2 separate regions of the Homo sapiens genome follow, and region 2 is linked to region 1. A link is an interaction called in ENCODE POLR2A ChIA-PET data of the cell type or tissue named here. Cell type or tissue: A673. All regions are shown on one strand.

Evidence for each region. Peaks named below come from ENCODE experiments on the same cell type or tissue, not always from the same donor. Only the 100,000 strongest peaks of a DNase experiment are listed, where the experiment ranks them.
Region 2: POLR2A ChIA-PET joins it to region 1 with 8 read pairs; 2 of 35 experiments call an interaction of 5 or more read pairs at or near these places.

The regions. Positions count from the first base shown.
Region 1 is chr12:132,371,778-132,374,277 of GRCh38, forward strand. No RefSeq gene overlaps it. Among named protein-coding and RNA genes, the nearest start is that of GALNT9, 43 kb to the left of the region's middle. RefSeq lists a silencer at 1,115-1,264. In A673, no CTCF peak of the experiment used is centred here; no DNase peak of the experiment used is centred here; H3K27me3 peaks cover 1,746 bases.
Region 2 is chr12:132,160,688-132,163,187 of GRCh38, forward strand. No RefSeq gene overlaps it. Among named protein-coding and RNA genes, the nearest start is that of NOC4L, 17 kb to the left of the region's middle. In A673, no CTCF peak of the experiment used is centred here; DNase peaks (open chromatin) are centred at 644 and 1,034.

The sequences.
Region 1 (2,500 bases):
TTTTCTTTTTAGATGGAGTTTCACTCTGTGGCCCAGGCTGGAGTGCAGTGGCACAATCTCAGCTCACTGCAACCTCTGCCTCTTAGGTTCAAGTGATTCTCCTGCCTCAGCTTCCTGAGCAGCTAGAATTGCAGGTGTGTGCCACCACATCCAACTAATTTTTGTACCAGCTTTGTTCTTTTTGCTGGGAATTGCTTGGGCTATTCTGTGTCCTTTGTGGTTAAGAATGTTAATATTAAGATTATTAAGATCTTTTTAATGTTAAGATTTTTTTTTCTATTTCTGTGAATAATGTCATGGGTATTTTGATAGGAATTGCATTGAATCTGTAGACTGCTTTGGGTAGTATGGCCATTTTAACAATATTAATTCTGACCCATGAGCATGGGATGTCTTTCCATTTGTTTGTATCGTCTTCAATTTCTTTTACATGATTATAGAGACTGAGAAGTCCCACAGGCTGTCTGCACGCTGGAGAAACAAGGAAGCTGGTATCATGTCTCAGTCCAAGTCTGAAGTCCTCGGAACCGGGGAAGGTAATGGTGTGACTCTGAGTCCAAGGCTGAAGGCGTGAGAACAAGGGGTGGCGGATGCTGGCCAAGCCCTGGGGGCCAAAGGCCAGGGAACCTGGAGTTCTGGTCTCCAAGGGCAGGAGAAGAAGGGCATTCCTGGCTGAGCACGGTGGCTCACGCCTGTAATCCCAGCACTTCGGGAGGCCGAGACAGGCAGATCATGAGGTCAGGAGATTGAGACCACCCTGGCTAACACAGTGAAACCCCGTCTGTACTAAAAATACAAAAATCAGCGGGGCGTGGTGGCGGGTGCCTGTAGTCCCAGCTACTCAGGAGGCTGAGGCAGGAGAATGGCGTGAACCCGGGAGGCGGAGCTTGCAGTGAGCTGAGATCGCACCACCACACTCCAGCCTGGGCGACAGAGCAAGACTCTGTCTCTAAAAATAAAAAATAAAATAAGAAGGGCATTCCTGCTCCAGGAGAGAGAGAGAGAAAGAGAGGGTGAGAGAGAGAGAAAGAGAGGGCGAGAAAGAGAGACAGGAAGGAGGAGGCAGGGAGAGGAGGAGAGAGAGAGAGAGAGAGAGAGAGAGAGAGAGGGAATTCACCTTTCCTCCACCTTTTCGTTCTATCTGGGCCCCCAGCCGACTGGATGGGCTAGGGTGGAGCTTCTCCACTGGATGGGCGAGGGTGGAGCTTCTCCACTGGATGGGCGAGGGTGGAGCTTCTCCACTGGATGGGCGAGGGTGGAGCTTCTCCACTGGATGGGCGAGGGTGGAGCTTCTCCACTGGATGGGCGAGGGTGGAGCTTCTCCACTCTGTCCACCAACTCAGGCATCACGCAGACACATGCAGTAAGAATGCTTCACCAGCGTTCGAGGTATCCCTTAACCCAGGCAAGTTGATACCCAAAATTAACCATCACAGCCACTGAGGTTTGGCAGTAGCTTTTCCCTGCAGCGACCCCCAGCCTAGGTTGACTCGTACCCTGAAACAGCGAGGGAAGAGCTCCACATCCAGCAGGAGGAGACTGGCTGGATAAATGCGGTGTGTTTAAACAATGGCTACCCCTCCGGCATTTAAATCATGTTATAAAAAGTATAATGTATACAGAATCTATTACGTTTTTAAAATGTTACAAACTCATGCCCAGTATGTGCTCGGTTTTGTAAAATCGAGGCGAGTTATGTGGAATGCGTAACCGAAATGTAAAGTGTGATTTTCATGGAGCTACAGCTTTAGAGACAACACTTATTTTCTTTTTTATGCTTCAGTTTATTTTACAAGTTATCTACAATAAACATCAATTACTGACATAATCAGAAAAAGTTTGCTTTATTTTTCTACATGCGAAAGCACAAAGAACAATAAACATGTCACAGATGTGGCACATTTGCGCACAACCCCATTTTTAACACCGAGGACACCCCCGTCTCTCTGCTCTGCCCAGCCAGGTCCAGCGTCCTTGAGCCAAATCTCTGCAAATGTTCCAGTCAGGACAGATTAAGTTTCACCATAAACCAGCAGCTCATCTTTATTTCTAGGCAATTTATTTAAGAGCCTCCTAAAATCTACTAACTTCCAGGCCGAAAATCATTTAAAATCAAATGAGTTTCCTCGCCGATAAAACTTGAGATCATCCTTCAGCTTTGGAGATAATAGAACTGAGCGGTCATTTCCTCCCCGCGCTGAGGGAGCTGAGTGATGGAGAGGCGGCATAGGTCCTCCGAGGAGGCCCCGTGAGCCCCATGGCTGTTTCCCAACGCCAGCGGAAGAGGGAGGTTAGAGGCTCCCTCTGCTGTTATCCTGCGGGTGGAGGAAGCCCTGAGCATCCCCTCCAGCCCCTGAGGCCTGAGTCCTGGGGGGCCCCCCGCCCCCGCCAGCCCAGCCTGGCGTCAATCCCGCTTATGCATAGCCCAGACCACCCCCTGCCCAGCGAGCTCCCCTGAGGCTCTTCCTCGTGGCAAAAGAGATTCTCAGAGCCCTCTGCA
Region 2 (2,500 bases), 210 kb before region 1:
CAGTGTCCACTGTCCCAGTGCGTGCGGCACGGTGGCGTGAGAGTTCACAGCCCAGTGCCCTCCGCCTGTCCTTGCAATACCTGTGCAAGGTGTGATCAAGAAGGAAGAGCCGGGTGCTGGCAGGTTCCCCCAGCTGGTGTCGGAGGACAGCCAGGCTCAGGAGCCCTGCGTGCCCATGTGGGAAGTGCCTGACAGCCCCACAGACGGGGCGGTGGAAGCAAGGCAGGCTGGATGGTGGCAGGACCTGGTGGCAGGACCTGGTGGCCAGAGGGGCCCGGAGACAGGGAGTGATCTTGGGACCGACTGTCCTCCTCCCACATTCCCCCAGCTCCTGGCCCCCTCTGGCCGAAGCCCCCGCCCTTCCCGTTCCCTGGGCCCTCATCTCTTCTCCTGCTGGCCGCCTCCCACCAGGCCTGCTCCACCGCAGGCCCTCCCCTGAGAGCTTCCCGCAGTCTCCAGCCTCAGATCCCGGCAAAAAGATTCCGTGTGGTGACCCCTGACCCCACCGATAAAGATGCTGCGGCCTCCAGCATCCTGGCTCTGCCCTGGACCCAGCTCCTCCCCACTCAGTTCCTCCCCACTCAGCTCCTCCTCCCTTAGCTCCTCCTCCCTCAGCTCCTCCTCGCTCAGCTCCTCCCCACTCAGTTCCTCCTTCCTCAGCTCCTCCCCACTCAGCTCCTCCTCCCTCAGCTCCTCCTCCCTCAGCTCCTCCTCCCTCAGCTCCTCGTCCCTCACCTCCTCCTCCCTCACCTCCTCCTCCCTCAGCTCCTCCTCCCTCAGCTCCTCCTCCCTCAGCTCCTCAGCTCCTCCTCCGTCACCTCCTCCTTCCTCAGCTCCTCCTCCCTCAGCTCCTCCTCCCTCAGCTCCTCCTCACTCAGCTCCTCCGCCCTCAGCTCCTCCCCACTCAGCTCCTCCTCACTCAGCTCCTCCTCCCTCAGCTCCTCCTCCCTCAGCTCCTCCTCTCTCAGCTCCTCCTCAGCTTCTCCTCCGTCACCTCCTCCTTCCTCAGCTCCTCCTCCCTCAGCTCCTCCTCCCTCAGCTCCTCCTCCCTCAGCTCCTCCTCCCTCAGCTCCTCCTCACTCAGCTCCTCCCCACTCAGCTCCTCCCCACTCAGCTCCTACTCCCTCAGCTCCTCCGCCCTCAGCTCCTCCTCACTCAGCTCCTCCCCACTCAGCCCCTCCTCACTGAGCTGTTCCTCGCACTGGACTCTGCGGCTGGGTCATCACTCCTCCCCACTCAGCCCCTCCCCACTCAGCCCCTCTTCCCTCAGCTCCTCTCCACTCAGCCCCTCCTCACTGAGCTGTTCCTCGCACTGGACTCTGCGGCTGGGTCATCAGAGGCCCTGCCCTGCCCTGCCCTCCACTGCGTGGAGACGCCACATCGTGAGAAAGCCGAAGCCCCACCATGGCTCATGACACCTGCCTCGGTTTTCTCAGCCTGGCTGTCTTGGGACCCCAGCAGCCACCTGAAGCCCCCATTTGGTGGGGCTGCATCCAGCCACCGCCAACCCACAGCATCAAGGAGGGAAGAAAACAGCGTTCCACAGCTCTGCCCTGGGGGCTGTCCTTCCCTGCCCTGGGACGGGAAACATGTGCCCTGCACAGATCCTCTCCTCTCTCCCCTCTCCTCTCTCCCCTCTCCCCTCCCCTCTCTTGTCTCCTCTCCCCTCTCCCCTCATCTTTTCTTTCTTTTTGGCAGACATAGGACACATTCCTCTCTGCTACTCTCAAATCCCCCTCGTCACACATTATTTTGTCACCTGCAGCTTCTGGCCTCCAGAACGACCCCCAGGATGCCCCCGGGCTCACACCGCCTGGCCCTCCCTCATGCCTGGGCTTGGTCGGAACTGCCAACACCTGGCACGAGAGGGTGCAGTGTATCCAGAATCCGGTCCTGAGGTGCTGTCCTGTCCTCCATGCTGTCCCCAGCCACCCCTCTCGGGTCACCAGCCGCCCTGCCGTGAGGAGGCTCGGGGAGGCCCGTGGGGAGGTGGGAGGCAGGTAGGAGCCAGGGAAGCAGCCTCCTGGGCCAGCCTGTGCTCTGCCTGCTTCCTGAGCTGTGGCCACTACAGAGCTGTTTATTTTTATTGATGTGGCAACTGCACTCTGAGGGAAATTACTGTGTTAGGAAATATTTCCCCGCTACCGCAGTCAATTTTGGTTTCATTTAAAATTCAAAAGCGGTGTTGGCCGCCTTCCCAGGCAGTGGGGGCACACAGAGTCCGAGTTGTCCCTGCCCTCCCAGCCCAGCTGGCTCCCGGGCAATGCAGCCACAGCAGACGCCTCATGGAGAGTGGGATCAGCCACCGAAGTCATGGGCAGGGCGGGGGCAGGGGCCCTTCTGAAATTCCTTCCCCAAACCCTCCCATTTGGGCCATGAGGGTGGATGTCGCCTTTTCTGGAAGGCGGGAAGCCCTTGCTGAGCATCCCCTCCATCCCGGTGCTTGGCTGCTGGTGAGCCCTGGCTCCGGAGCCATTGGGAGCTTCCCTGGGCCCTGACC